Regions from separate parts of the Homo sapiens genome. Here region 2 is linked to region 1. A link is an interaction called in ENCODE POLR2A ChIA-PET data of the cell type or tissue named here. Cell type or tissue: MCF 10A. All regions are shown on one strand. Links, peaks and the distances in the headings refer to the core of each region. The heading gives the core; the rest is flanking DNA. Region 1 has its middle 110 kb from the start of TRD-AS1. Region 2 overlaps TRD-AS1 (TRD antisense RNA 1).

Region 1 (8,345 bases), core at 102-8,101:
CTACCATTGACTTTCTTCACAGAATTAGAAAAAACTACTTTAAATTTCATATAGAACCAAAACAGAGCCCATATAGCCAAGACAATCCTAAGCAAAAAAAAAAAAAAAAAAAAAAGAAACAAAGCTGGAGGCATCACACTACCTGACTTCAAACTACACTACAAGCCCACAGTTACCAAAACAGCATGGTACTGGTACAAAAACAGATATAGAGACCAATGGAACAGAACGGAGGCCTCAGAAATAACACCACACATCTGCAAACATCTTTGACAAACCTGACAAGAACAAGCAATGGGGAAAGGATTCCCTATTTAATAAATGGTGTTGGGAAAACTGGCTAGCCATATGTAGAAAGCTGAAACTGGACCCCTTCCTTACAACTTATACAAAAATTAACTCAAGATGGATTAAAGACTTAAATGTAAGACCTAAAACCATAAAACCCTAGAAGAAAACCTAGGCAATACCATTCAGGACATAGGCATGGGCAAAGACTTCATGACTAAAACACCAAAAGCAAGGGCAACAGAAGCCAAAATTGACAAATGGGATCTAACTAAGCTAAAGAGCTTCTGCACAGCAAAAGAAACTATCATCAGAGTGAACAGGCAACCTACAGAATGGGAGAAAGTTTTTGCAATCTATCCATCTGACAAAGGGCTAATATCCAGAATCTACAAAGAACTTAAACAAATTTACAAGAAAAAAACAACCCCATCAAAAAGTGGACGAAGGATATAAACAGACACTTTTCAAAATAAGACATTTATGCAGCCAACAAACATGAAAAAAAGCTCATCATCACTGGTCATTAGAGAAATGCAAATCAGCCAGAGTGAGATACCATCTCCCACAAGTTAGAATGGTGATCATTAAAAAGTCAGGAAACAACAGATGCTGGAGAGGATGTGGAGAAACAGGAATGCTTTTACACTGTTGGTAGGAGTGTAAATTAGTTCAACCATTGTGGAAGACAGTGTGGCAACTCCTCAAGGATCTAGAACTAGAAGTACCATTTGACCCAGCAATCCCATTACTGGGTATACACCCAAAGGATTATGAATCATTCTACTATAAAGACACATGAACACATATGTGTATTGTGGCACTATTCACAATAGCAAAGATTTGGAACCAACCCAAATGTCCATCCATGATAGACTGGATAAAGAAAATTTGCACATATACACGATGGAATACTGCGCAGCTATAAAAAAGGATGAGCTCATGTCCTTTGCAGGGACATGAATGAAGCTGGAAACCATCATTCTCAGCAAATTATCACAAGAACAGAAAACCAAATACTACATGTTCTCACTCATAAGTGGGAGTTGAACAAGGAGAACACATGGACACAGGGAGCGGAACATCACACACCGGGGCCTGTCTGGGGGTCAGTGGACTAGGGGAGGGATGGCATTAGGAGAAATACCTAATGTAGGTGACGGGTTGATGGGTGCAGCAAACAATCATGGCACGTGTATACCTATGTAACAAAACTGCACGTTCTGCACACGTACCCCAGAACTTAAAGTATATATATATATATATATATATATATATATAGTGTGTGTGTGTGTGTGTGTGTGTATTTAAAAAAAGATACTTTCCTAATTAAAGATAGTTTCCTACCTTGAAAAATCTCTAATGCCAGCTACTAAAGTAACAATTTCTCACTTATCCACAGGGGTTATTTCTGGCCAGTGAGATGATGAATGACTGTTTTATGTTAATTTTTAATTTTATAGTATTCTCATGGGATTAAAATAATTCCGCTAACCACAAAAAAAAAAAAAATCAGGAAACAACAGATGCTGGAGAGAATGTGGAGAAACAGGAACAGTTTTACACTGTTGGTGGGAGTGTAAATTAGTTCAACCATTGTGGAAGACGGTGTGGCAATTCTTCAAGGATCTAGAACCAGAAATACCATTTGACCCAGTAATCCCATTATTGGGTAGATATCCAAAGGATTATAAATCATTGTACTATAAAGACACATGCACGCGTAAGTTTATTACAGCACTATTCACAATAGCAAAGACTTGGAACCAACTCAAATGCCCATCAGTGATAGACTGGATAAAGATAATGTGCCATATATACATCATGGAATACTATGCAGCCATAAAAAGGAATGAGTTAATGTCCTTTGCAGGGACATGGATGAAGCTGGAAACCATCATTCTCAGCAAACTAACACAAGAACAGAAAACCAAACACCACATGTTCTCACTCATAAGTGAGAGTTGAACAATGAGAATATATTGGCACACGGAGGGAATATCACACACCAGGGCCTGTCGGGGGGTTGGGGGCTGGGGAGGGATAGCATTAGGAGAAATACCTAATGTAGACAAGGGGTTGATGGGTGCAGCAAACCACCGTGGCACACCTATACCTATGTAACAAACCTGCATGTTCTGCACATGTATCCAATAACAAAGTATAATATAAAAATAAATTAAAATTTATATTTTATATATATTGAAATTATTTATATATTTTGAAATATATTATATATATTTATATATAAATATATATTATATATATATATATAAATATATATTATATATATTTATATATAATATATATAATATATATTTATATATAAATATATATTATATATATTTATATATAAAATATATATTTTATATATTCCACCAGAATATAAGCATCAACTGGGATCTAATTAAACTAAAAACTTCTGCACAGCCAAAGAAATAATCAGCAGAGTAAACAGACAACCCACAGAGTGGGAGAAAATATTTACAAACTATGCATCTGACAAAGGACTAACATCCAAAATCTACAGGGAACTCAAACAAATCAGCAAGAAAAAACAAATAATTCCAACCAAAAGTGGGTTAAGGACATGAATAGACAATTCTCAAAAGAAGATATACAAATGGCCAACAAACATATGAAAAAAAATGCTCAATATAACTAATTATCAGGGAAATGCAAATCAAAACCATAATGTGATACCACCTTACTCCTCCTACAATATGGCTATAATTTTTTTAAAAATCCAAAAATCAAAGATGTTGGCATGGATGTGGTGAAAGAGAACAATTTTACACTGTTGGTGGGAATGGAAACCTATGGAAAACAGTGTGGAGATTCCTCAAAGAACTAAAAGTAGATCTACCATTTGATCCAGCAAGCCTGCTCCTCAGTATCTACCCAGAGGAAAACAGGTCATTATACAAAAAATACACTTGTGCATGCATGTTTATAGCAGCACAATTCACAACTGCAAAAATATGGGACCAGCCTAAATGCCCATCAACCAACGAGTGGATAAAGAAAATGTATACACATATATACCATGGAATACTACTCAGCCATAAAAAAGAATGAAATAATGGCATTCACAGCAACCTGGATGAAGCTGGAGACCATCATTCTAAGTGAATTAACTCAGGAATGGAAAACCAAATATTGTATATTCTCACCTATAAAAGTGGGATTTAAGCTATGAGGATACAAAGGCATAAAAATGATATAATGGACTCTGGAGACTCAGGGGAGAACGGGTGCACCAAAATCTCAGAAATCACCCTAAAGAATGGACCCATGTAACAAAAACCTCTTGTTCCCCAAAAAATTATTGAACTAAAATAAAATAAAAGTCATTTTTTATAAAAGAATCTAAGTATCAAAAAGCCCAGGACTTTGTCTGAATTATTCAACAAATGAATAAAGATCTGATACATGTATAAATAAGTAAATGATGTTATTTATCACCTAAATATGACACTGTCTCTCTGACTTTAATTTTCCTTTCATCTGCTTATTTTTCTTCCCAAGCCATGAATATGGGACAAAAAAAAGGGATTAAGACACAAACACCAAGAATTGGCAAGTATAATGAGGCTGAACTTGAAAAATAACAATAGTTCAGGTAACCATATATTAAATTTGTCTCAAGAATTTATTTTATTTTCTCATTCATTTATTCAACAAATATTTACATCACGCCTATTATGAGTTCTTTTTGAAAATGCAATAACTGTCTCTTACATTTGTACCATTGTTTATAGTTTACAAGGTCCTTTCTGATACTTATTTTAACGTATCCTCATAAACAATTCTTTGAGGTAAGCAGGTCTTATGAGGAATGAGTCTTATGAGGAATGAGTTACCAGATTAAGGATCATTGGGTTGTAAAAATCTTGAGCTAGAAAGCATTCCATCGTTTTATTGTTGATACAACTATATACAGAAGCCCATTATCAATCTATTTATTTCACCACAGAGAGCTATAATACACCCATTGACCATCAGTACCAGTATATTAATTTTCACTTCTGGGATTTCCAGCCTACTCTTAGCTTCAATGTTAGTGTGAATATTTCATGGTAGAATGCACAAACTTTGAGGAAGGTGCAATGCTTTCCCTGTTTCTTCCACTTATGTTCAGGTTCTGCACATACTGTATGTTCTCCATAAATATTTATTGGTGAAGAGAACAGTTATTAATGTAAGAATCTCTCTATTCAGAAAATATCCAAGGAAACTGTGATAGCTGCTGGTTTCCAAAGATGGTCTTCCAATGAACTATGTCTCTCAGTATTCGGAATTTTGCATAATTCCTTCCCCTTGATCTGGACTGGCTCTGTGACTTGATTATAACCAACAGAACATGGTGGTGGGTTAAGCAATACTCATTTCATAGGGGGCATTTCTGGTCACATGATACTTAATGGTCCATGGTCAAATACTAGGATCCAGCAAAGAGCCAAGAGCTGTTTCTCAAAAAAAAAAAAAAAAAAAAAGAAAAAGAAAAAGAAAAAAAAAGAAAAAAGAAAAAAAAAGTTATCTGCAGAGTATGGCATGGCTTTGCTCCCAGATTCTAAAAGTCTGTTCTGGAATTTACCTAAGAGGCCTGCCAAAAGCTCAATAGGCACTTTAAGCACCACTGAATCAGATGTGTCATATGACCAAAGTGGCAGGGAAGCTTGCCACCCTCTCACAAGGGCTTGTCTTTCGCCAGGCCTTATTCAAAACTGGAAGCCTTTCAGATTACTCATTCAGCAAATAGGTTTAGACTATAACAACACACCCAAATAAGATATGTTGCCTCCAAAATCCAATGAGGCACACCAGAAATTGGGACTCTTTCTTTATGGTAGGAGAGACCAGATGTAGCATTGAACTTCACCTTGAAAGAGATATCTCAACTTTCCCCAGACCATGAAACCCCAAGAAAGTTCCTGAAGGAGCAAACTTCTAAATTTTTCTGGGATTTATTTCACAACCTCTTGCCTCTATGGGTCTTACCAAGGTGTCTAAAGTAGTTGCGATTTCCTGGTCCACCAGTGTAGAGGATCCATGTGGTGTGTTGTGAAATGAAGAGGCAATCAATTTCCTGTGGAATAGAATAGGCCAGGGTTGGAGAGTTGATATAACCCTGAGGTGAAACAAGGAGGGTACCTTGTTTCACCCTTCCAGATGAAAGAAAAATGCTTCTGATAGTCTCTACTAACATGTATATAGAGGAAAAAATGACTTCCCATATCAGTATTCATATATTAGATGTACATATATTGATTTACTATAGCAATGAAACCACATCTGGAACAGCAGCTGTGATTGTACTCACCACCTGATTAAGTTTACAATAATCCTTTGTCATTCTTCAAGATCCATCTGTCTTCTGCACAGGCCAGATAGTTGAGTTGAATGGAGGTGTGGTGAAAATCACCAGCCCTGCATCTTTTAAATCTTTTATAGAGGCACTAATCTCTACAAGTCTCTACAGAATGCAGTGCTGCTGTGGATTTACTAGTTTGGAATACAAAGGCAGTTCTAATGCCTTCTACTTGTCCTCACTCCTCAGATCAGATAATCAATGTAGTTATTCTGCCTTTCCTGAGTGTGCCTCCTTCAGTTAAGCATTCTAGAACTTGGGAAATAACCATGGGGTAAGTTCAGAGCTAACTGGATGCAATATGAGATGGACCTGAGCCAAAATACCATTAATCATTCAGCTTCAATAAACCCCTACTCTGGTAAATAGGCAATAGTAGCATATTGTGTCTCCAAGGACTGGTATCATTTCAGAGCCAATGTCCAGAAATCCCCCAAAGGTCTGGTTATTTACCCTTCCCAAATGCACTATGACCTTGGCAAATGGCTTTAGGTCTTTTCAGGGAAGGAAAGAAAGAGAAATTACAGTCTAAACTTTTGGAATGTAAATATAAATTAGAAAAAATCCTGCAGTCCTTTTGGCAGGCAGGGTACCTCATCATTTTGTTCCTGCCCTGATATGGGTTGCCAGGAGTTGAGTCTAGCTATAGGCATACAAACAGTGAAAGATGTTGGGGGTGAGTCTTGAGGGGTCTCAGCAATTTTCCACAGAGTAAGTCCTTACAGCCTTTTCAATCAAGGGAGGACTAAACTCCTCAGAGGGAAAGGCTGCTTCTGCTGGGAAAGGAGACAGGGCTTTCAAGGTTCTCAGCTTCCAAAGAATCTGCCTACATGTTGCCATCTCAATTTTCAGGGGAGGAAAGAAGGAGAAATTACAGTCTAAACTTTTGGAATGTAAATATAAATTAGAAAAATCCTGCAGCCCTTTTGGCAGGCATGGTACCTCATCATTTTGTTCCTGCCCTGATACAGCCTGCCAGCTCTGTCCCAATCAAAGCCCTAATTTTAACTGTAAGACCTTCAATTGAATTGATGTTCTAATCTAGCTAGCTGCAGGATCAGTCTTTGGGCTTGGTTTTTTGAAATATCAGATCTTGCAGCTATGAGAGATAAGAGTTTCTTTCAGAGTAGTCACAAAGACTTTTCAGTCCCTTGCCTGCATCTTGAACTGAACATTCAACACTCTGAGTTTATTTCTTTTTCTCCATATTCTCTGTGACACTTTGAAGCAACCCACAAACTCCAGTCCTCATACTCCTTACTTCCACTACATTGGTCTATGGCAGCATCTACCTGGTAATCTAACACCTTGCCTTCTATAAGCACTTGATATCAAGGACTACTGTGTCCCATTTACCATTGGCAGTATAGTCACTAATGCTTCATCGAATCAGAGAATCAACACCAAATTCCCATCCTTAAAATTCTATCTCTGGATTCACTTCCAACACCAATAGTTGTGTCAGTTAAGAGTCAGTCAGGGAAGCAGAACCACTGTGAATGATACAGAATATAGGAATAGTGGATTCGTTGTGGAATCAGACCTTACAAATGTGAGAGAAGCTAGAGAAGGAAAGGTCTGGAAGAAGGAGTCAGAAGATCAGAAAAAGGGTCATTAACCTGTCTATCTTATGCAGTAGCACAGATGGACCAGACAGGCTGGGGCTTGGGGGAAATCTAGGAAGCTAAACACTTTCAACCACCAAAGTGGGACTGTGAAGGGGAGCTCATGAAGAACTGTATGGAGAGTGGTTACCTGTCTGTAGCAACCACTTCTGTGGGTCCACAGCCAAGTAGTTGGTGATGGGTCTCGAGTCACTGTTGTTCAGCAGAGCCAAGAGTCAGAAAGATTCGCTGGATGCAGAGTGAAGGAAAGCAAGGACTATATGGGACCTACCAAGCATCTCTCCCTCTGTCCATCACTGTATGTGACCACAGTGACTTCCTAAGAGTAATAGTTACCACTTCTGTGTTCTAACTCTTTTCCCATTTCATCTCTTAGCCAATGCTAATACAGAGCGATACATGAAAGGGGATTCTGAGAAATGCAGTTGTCTGCTTAAGCAAGTTGACCAGCATAATCCAGCACAACTTCTAAATCTCAGAAGATAGCAAATGTGGGCAGAAAGAAAAGTACAGATGCTCCACGGGTTCACTGGTGATCTTTATGGCTGCAACTGACCTAGGATTTGGGAGATGCTTGGAGAGGGACAGAGGGGCACACAGGAACTTTCCTCTCAAATATGAGGATATCAATCTAGATCTACGAGGAGTCCTTTTGGAGATAAAAAGAAATTTATAGGAGATGATGAACAAAAGGCCCAATTTCTATATTAGACTGTCTCCCTGAATGAGGGTGAATACCAAGAGGAGACTGAGCCAAGGCCTCAGCCCTCTGAATTCTAAAATGTAGAGAACTTCATTCTGATCTATTTTATACAAATGGTGCTGGTCTCTCAGACAGTACCTTTTCCGATGAAAGAAAGAGAGAAACGAAGTAGAAGATTCGTAACCCAGCTCAGTAAAGAGGCTTACCTTTGCTCTTTGCTCACCATCATTCCCCCGCTCAAAGTCTCAGCTACCTGCCTCTGTGCAATAGCTACACAGTGCTCCTCAAGTATCTGCCTCCTGAACACAGAATTATAACTAACAAGTATTTAAAATTTATGTATTTGGTGCACATCTTT
Region 2 (8,345 bases), core at 116-8,115, 67 kb after region 1:
CTGAGATACAGGAGTATGGATTCCTGCAGCTGATTCCTTTATGTGACCCAGTAAGGATAAAATCGAAAAAAGGAACTAAACGAAATACACTCTTGATTAATCAAAGGGGATTGAAAGTCGTGGCTAACCTCACACCTACCTTGCATCACCTCCAGCTCACCTCCCTTGAGACACTCCTCCTCTTCTTTAATGCCTCATCATGATTCTCAAAAACTGTGATCACTCAAGGTTGAAGCTTTTAATCTCCCATGTATAAAAGGATATGCAAATAGAGTTCAGTTTCCTGTTGAGTCTCTGCCAAGGTCTTAGCCTGGCAGTTCTGGGAAAAGAGCCAAAGACCTCATATTTCTTGGCTGTTAACATTCTCCCATCTGTGCTCAAGTCAGCAGCCTAGGCTTCAGGCTGTGGTTTGTCTTTAGTCTTACACTTTCCCAAGTTTTCTGAAGGAACCCTTTAGAATGTTCCTGCAAGAAAGTAAGATACAAGTGGCTCCCAAGAAACCAGACAGAGGATTATCTGGTTATATTTGGAGGCAGTAAGAAAAAGACCAGGAAGTCTATATTCCTATAGTATATAGCCACAGAATCCAATCTTGCAAGCTACTTGAAATGCTGATATTAATTAAGTCTTAGGCAGGGCTTTCAATAAGTCATCTGTGTCTCCAATATGGGATGTCCCACATCATGCATATGCACAGTGAAAAAAAGCGAGGTCCTTGGGTACAGTACAGCATTCAAAAATTAAAGATCTGAAAAACACAAGACATCTCAGTGTGCTTCCGGGCTGGAGGCTCTGCTAAACAACAGAAGCAGAGACCGGACTAATTGTCCCCCATGTCTCTTTGACTGAACTCACACAAAATAGAATCTACCATTTTTACTCAGTGCGGGGTACCCAGACTCAAGTTTACTGCAATGTTGTTACCAATATTCTAATGGAAAATTATATATTCAGAGCTATGTTAAATTTGACCATTTATTAAACATGAAATTTCTACTTTTTCTGTAAGTGCCTTGTCTTACTTGTATTTCCCGGTATTTCCCTTCTAAAGCTAACTCCCCAAAGGGCTTTCCTGTATGTTCTCACTTCCATTACAAAGTCAATGTACAAGTTAATTTTTTTAATTTCTTTAGAAACCTTTATAAAGAGATTTCCTCCTTCATTTCTCTGTTATCCCAGGCAGCTGTCAGGAGCAAAGAGCTCAAGCCTGCACTGCCTTGGAACAGGACATCAGCAAAAGACACTCTCAATCTACTCAGAAGGCTGAGGTGGGAGGATTGCTTGAGCCAGGGGTTCAAGACCAGCCTGGACAACTAAGTGAGGCTCAGTCTCAAAAAAAAAAAAAAAAGATCTCAATATTATTGTTCCATACCCAGTCATTCACTTGGTGTTTTCTGCAGCATTTATTTATAAATATCTCAGTCTGTTCTTAATCCTTGAGCCTATATTTTTTAAAATCATACTTTGATATCTACTCAGAGTATTGATTCTCTTCAAATTTCCCACCTCTTAGTTCTCCTCCCACTCTCTCCCACCCTGAGCCTTACACCTCCAACAATGATCATTCTAAGACCATTTATATCTCAATAGGAAAGTGATGTAAAACGGGTCTCCTTACTCTGTTTTGGAGGGTTTTTTTGTTGTTGCTGTTGCTTGCTTCTCTGTCCCACCCCAAACTCATGTGTGTCTGAAATTTAGCACCACCTTGCGACGTTTGTGAGCATTTTTCTCAGAGCAGCATTTTGAGACTGAGCCTGAACTCCACTGATGTTATGACCCTTAAAAGTGTCTGGCTCCAAAAGACTAAGGAGTTCCTGCGTAAATCCAGGTCCAGCTACTTCATCACTGTGACTTGTTATTGGAAAAGGTTGAGCTATCAACATATTGCTCCTGTAAAGGCTCAGAACTGAATCTTAGATTCTTCAGGATATTTGAGTCCTCTGAGGCTCCTGGGTAAAGACTCCAATGTAGCAGTTCTGTGGACTATAAATGGGAGATATCCAGATCATACACCTTCAATGGAAGAAAAAGCACTGTCACCTTAGACGACTCCAACTCTGTAGTCTACTTTTGTCTTCCTAATATCATACCTCATTCTCCAGTGGGTTTATGGCAAGCCTCATCTACTCAGAAGTAACCAAGTACAAGCCAACACACTCTTGTGTTAGTGTGGAGGCCCAAAGTGGCATAAGTGAATGTGACTCCAGATGAAAACCTTCCCCTCTCCAACACAAAGATGCCAAAGACTATGTATAAAGCAAGTCTTAAATCACTCTATATTTCCATTTGAATATATTTCCCCAGTTCCTGTGCATTGCTTCTGCATACACAGAATTCAATGATAAAAATTGAGACTGTCTCCTAGATACAGTAATTAACTCAGCTATCAATGCCAATTGACTGTGTAGAGGGGAGACAATTTTGTACCAAGATTTACTAACCTCTATTTTAATGGAAAAACAATGGAAAAGCTTTCTTCCTACTATGACTCTCTCTGGATAAATTGCTTGCCAGGAAGCGTTAGGATAATTCTGCCATGACTCTTTGTCTTCCACACCCAAAGACATTTGGTCTCCATCACATATGGAGGAAGGATCTCCTTGTTCAGCAGTATTTACACCATCACCCTGACACCCGCAGTCAGATCTAACTATACAGCTTGGCTAATAAACCTGGAGAAGCTCATATTCTAAGAAAAAAGTGGAGAGTGGTGGGACAGATGGGGCCTGAGTGCTGGGAAACTGCCCGTGCCCACTGCTGACTTGGTCTTCTCACCAGCTGCTTGATCTAACAGATGCATCTTCCTTATGAGGCACCAGAGAACCAGAATGTCCACATCCTGTGGTCCCCTGTACCCTTAACACCCCACATTTGAGTTCCTTTCCAATTCAGAAAACAAAACCTGCAGGCTTTGAGCCAATTTACAACAGATGTGGGTCACAACAACCAACTACCCAGGAAGCCTCCACCAGAACGCAGCGTGAGAATCAGCTTCTTAGATATTCCCATACGTGTGATCCCATCAATCATTTAACAACTGTCAAAGAGAAAGACTAGGAGACTTTCTCCCGAGCATCTCCAGGGATTTAATTCACTATGTTGGAAATTAAGAGATTACTACTAAGCCATAAGAAGGCTAAGACAGAGTTAAAAGAATTATTGGAAGGTTGGCATTACAACTTTACGTGTACACTAGGAAAATCTGCAGCTCTACCTGTAGCTTTGACATAATGCCTTCCTATACCCTGTCCTTGCCCAACTGTGACTCCCACATCATGGTCATACCCTGGATAGGCCCCTCTCTGCATGTAGAGCAATGTGAATGGGGATTCTGCTTATCAGGATATCATCACTAGTCTGTGCCAGGCCTTGCAAGAATGTCCTTGTACTGCAACTATTTGTACCAGATGGTACCCTGGCCACCCCTAAGTGTGCAGACTTTTTAACTTTTTCCCCCAAGAAAGTGGTCCCTGATGTGCACTGCCTACTGAGTAAGGCTAAGAAAGATAGGAAGGAAGAGGACAAAGTGCAAGGAGAGAAACATTTTTGCAAGGAGAAAAATAATGATGTGGATGCAGAATATTTATCATGTGAATTCATATTAACCTGACTTCCTCAGAAAATGTCACCGTTAGTATTAGAATGTGTATTTCCTTCGGAGCTCTGAAAGAAAATATGAGAATTCAAGGGGTGCTAGTGCAGAATACACACACACACACACACACACACACACACACACACACTGTGCTTCACTGTGGCTGGAATGATGCAGAGTCTTGGCAATAGTTCGGGAAGCTGCTAGCTGTCCGCCCATTGTAAACAGTGAAGTAGGTCATCTGTGGCTCCCCATCCTCATCTGTCTGGGCCATTTTCTTGGGCCCTCCTCCACATCCCATTCCTCATATGTTCTCATTCTATTTCCATCAAACCTCAATCTCAAGAAATGACCTGAAATCAATTCGTACTAATGTTTGAGTCATGAAAACAGAGGAAGGCTTTAGCTTCTCTGAGATTGGCAGGGAGGGTCGCTAGTGAGCATTGTATTTTCATAAAGATAATAGCCATAAGCTAAACACTGCAGCAACCACAGCAGAATTTTCCAAGCCTGAGGAACACTGCCCAAAATGAAAGACAGAGGTTTGTTCTCTCTTTGTTTGGAGGTTCAGTGTGGATCATACACAGAGAGTCTGGAGCCTCCCACAGTGGACACTTCTTTTCCTCTGTCCAGGGAGAAGTCCAGCTGGAGCAGACAACCAGAGAGAACATTAGCCTGACCATGGGGAAAGGCATTGCAGCAGAATTAGGCCCAATAGAGGAAAAAAGATGCCTGGAAAGAAATTTCATTTCAATAGCAGGAATAGCTTTGTAAGAGCTGATAGCCATTCAACAGTGAAACAAGCATCCTTGTCAGTGGATGAGTTCGGTGGATGACTACACTGGGAAGGTTGTCTACATTGGTTGGGAGCTAAACTCAGTGAGCTCTTTCCCTCCTAGAATTCATTATATACTGTATGTATATGATTATATATACTCTGTGTATGTAATCGTGTATTACATATACTCCATATATGTATATTACATATACATATATTACATATACTCTGTATATGTAATCATACTCCATATACACATTTGTATCCATTACATATTCAATTTTCCATGCTATTGGATATTTTTCCTATTCAATAATTTTAATAAGCTATGTTAATATTGTATCTAGAGCTACATTATAGTTTACTCAATCAGTTCTCTTCATGGTTGAGCATTTAGGCAACTTCTAAATTTTTCCTACTATGAAAATTATTATGATGAACACACCTGTACTTACAACTTTTTCATTATTTAAAGTCATCATATATGTATATGATGATTTGGATCCACTTCCACATCCCATTCCTTATATGCCCTCATTCTATTTCCATCACAACTCAATCTCAAGAATATTTCAGTATGTGACCTGAAATCAATGCATTCTAAAGTTTAAGTAATGAAAACGGAGGAAGACTTTAGCTTTTCTGAGGTTGGCAGGGAGGGTCACAGGTGAGCATTGTATTTTAATAGCAATAATAGCCATAAGCTAAACACTGCAGCAACCACAGCAGATATACAAATGGTATATATACAAATATACAATTATATTTGTATAAATATATATAAACATATAATAAAGTAAGCTCCTATTTTCTTAATTAGAAGATTCAAAGTTAAGAATTTTGTCCAACTTGAATATATGAAACTTTAGGGTTATAGAGAAATTAGCCAATTCTACTTTAGATGTTTTAATGTATTAATACAGTTAAACACACATATTTTAAAATTACATATTATATAAAATAATATATCAATTTTGAATACTGCTATTTCCTTTTAATAATTCATAAAATAACTTTAAATTCTTCACAGGCATTTCAAATCAATGTATTTGTTGCCACTAGAGCCACTTTTTTATCCTCAAATATTTTTCCAGAGTATATGAAACTCACTTTGCTAAATTGAAAATTAAGAGGCACATTAGATTTAGAAACATAATTTTAAATTGTTTCAATGATGGCACATTATTAATACCTACTTTGAGACACAATACATACTCACATAATATTAGAATCATTGTTTTGCCATTTATCCTGTAAGTGAATATTCATGATCTCCACAACAAAACATTTACTTTGATAGATTTGTTTAAACAATATCAAACACTTGCAGTCTTGAAGGCACTGGAAGACCCAAAAAATAGTTACTACGTTTCTGTTAAACTACTTAGTCATCTTTTTAACTAATTCTATCAGCTGACTGCCATAAGCATCCATGAGCTAGCATTGATTGAGATCATTCCAATGTGTCCTCACTAAACTGTACTTAACTGTTCAAAGCCAAATAATTAAGTGAAAGTATGGTAATACTGTTTTTCATAATTATTGTAAGGAATCAAATATAAGGGATTTCTTCTTCTCTGAGGATCATGAACCTTACTCCATGTTCAAATAGATATAGTATTTTTTCACAGTAAATTCCCCAAAGTGGAAATAGTCACTCAAACGAATACTTTTACTCTTTTGACATTAACCAAATGGCTTCCAATAAAAATCAAACAATTTATATTTTTACCAACATCTTGCCCACATTGGGAGTGTCAACATTTTGAGCAAAAGCTTTAATTAAATATCCATGCAAAAAATGGTTTGTTAATACTTTACAGTTTTATTACTAGAGGGTTAAAATCCTTTTTCAAGTCTGATAATCAATGATTAACTTTCTTCATTTGTCCTTCACCCATTTGTTTTTTAGGTTGATGGTGTTTTACTTATTGATTTGTGTAATTATAATAATTTTGTGTCTGAGTTTTACAGCATTTAACCACAAAAACAGCATTGGTGAAAGGAGTTTCAGGGGTATTGTGGATGGCAGCGGGTGGTGATGGCAAAGTGCCAAGGAAAGGGAAAAAGGAAGAAGAGGGTTTTTATACTGATGTGTTTCATTGTGCCTTCCTACCACACAGGTTGGAGTGCATTAAGCCTTTGTCCAAAAACACCCAGCCGTGACCCGCTATGTATGTCTCAGCATTGGGAAGAGTCCTCTGAGTGTCATGGGAAAATAATATATGAGTTTTATTGCCCCTGTGTCCCAATTATTTTCTGTTTACTCCATGTTGGTCTACAGCAATAGCTTCAGAACATAAACAAATATCACCAAAAACATCAGTGATGAACAATTCCAACCACACATTTCAATGTTTACTAAATATACCCGTGGCACTGTAAAAAAGAATATAATGGAAGAGTAAAGGAATTGGGACTGATCGTGACTGAGAACCTGTATAGTAGGCTACACACTAGCTATATGATGAACCAAGAAGTTGAACCCAAATCTAACTAACTTACATAATCCCTTCCTTTAAAGAACTTAATGTCCAGTGCAAAGCAAGTGTTCAAAAAAGTGTTTGTTGTGAATTGAATTCATTTCATTGGAATACAGCATGCTTGCAAAGTCCCAACTTTTTAAAATAATGTGTTTCTAAAGACCACTGGTCTTTAGAAAGACCAATGACCAAAGACCTTAGACCATTGGTCTAAGGACCATCTGGAAGCAGATCCCCAAGGTGAAATTCTGACGTTGAATTCCCAAATCTAACAGGTCATGTGCCTTGTTCTGATGAGAAAACTGTCGAATAAGGGAGTAGCAGTGGCATGAAGGTTGTTAGTAGGTAGCATAGGCCAAATGGCCCAGTGATGTGATGAAAAGTGCACTCCTCCAAATAAGACCCTAGTTACTAGAAAGTCACAAGTAGGTAAACAGATGCCGGGAGGGACAGTTTTTGTTGGATAAAGTCAGCAGAGAAAGGCTTTTGGAGGAGATGAATCCTGAGCTGGTGTCTACAGATAGTGACAGACTTAGTGCGACTAGGAATATTATGGAGAATAAAAGAATCTCCCTCTCTAACTAATGCCACCAAGCAGTCCCTTCACCCCAGAGCAAAGGCATAACCTATCTTCACCCAAGTGAACTATGTATTCTTGAAATATATCTCCTTGGAACTAAACCATTTTTCTGTTCACTTCAAATCAACCAGTGTTAATATCATAGATCTGACAGCTTAGAAGGCCTGTGTTCTCCTTCACTCTTCTCTTGACCCTATGTGAGTTTGATTCAAGAGCATGGGGATTAGTCCCTTCTCTTGAATTACAATCACCAATCAGCACACCACATCCAGTTGCTCTTTTTAAGTCTAGGAGAGCAAAAACAATGCACAGGTGAAGGAAACTATGCCTAGGCCTCATCCCTAGGTTGTACAAAGTAACTGAATTTATGGCTTCAAGGACAGAATAAATCAAATAAAATCAAAGAAGCCCATTTTCAGGGAATAGAAACAATTCACAGAAATAACACCTTGAATGAAATTCTCATTTTTAGTGCAGAAATGGAACATAACATTCTTAGATTACTTGCTTTCTAAAAGTGAATATTCTTTAGGTATTACTTTTTCAACATTGATGAGTTTACAACATTTCTTTTTGCATAGCAGACAAAACTGTGTAGGCATTCACAGTTACAGAAAGAAAAAATATGACTAGCTTCCTGCTTCACACAAAGAAATCATGCAAAAAAAAAATTTCAAGCCAAAAGAAAAAAAAAGTTTTAAAACATTTTAAAGTCTCATATTACTTGCTGGCTGTAATGGGAATGTGTAACTTTGTGAAGATGTCTGTAGCCATCTTATTCTAATGATCACTTATCTTTATCAAGCCATTATGTCCATCTTGACATGATGCAATACACAGGGCATAACATTACCTACACAGTATTTCTGACATAAATAAATAAACTAAAACTAATCAAACTTTTAGTTC

Evidence for each region. ChIA-PET counts read pairs that join two places held together with the same protein. Peaks named below come from ENCODE experiments on the same cell type or tissue, not always from the same donor. Only the 100,000 strongest peaks of a DNase experiment are listed, where the experiment ranks them.
Region 2: POLR2A ChIA-PET joins it to region 1 with 5 read pairs; 2 of 35 experiments call an interaction of 5 or more read pairs at or near these places.

The regions. Positions count from the first base shown.
Region 1 is chr14:22,365,317-22,373,661 of GRCh38, forward strand. It overlaps TRA. Among named protein-coding and RNA genes, the nearest start is that of TRD-AS1, 110 kb to the right of the region's middle. In MCF 10A, for the core only: no CTCF peak of the experiment used is centred there; a DNase peak (open chromatin) is centred at 4,965.
Region 2 is chr14:22,432,527-22,440,871 of GRCh38, forward strand. The region is part of intron 2 of TRD-AS1 (TRD antisense RNA 1); the gene reads right to left. It also overlaps TRA, TRD, TRDD1 and TRDD2. Among named protein-coding and RNA genes, the nearest start is that of TRD-AS1, 46 kb to the right of the region's middle. RefSeq lists an enhancer at 815-874. In MCF 10A, for the core only: no CTCF peak of the experiment used is centred there; a DNase peak (open chromatin) is centred at 305.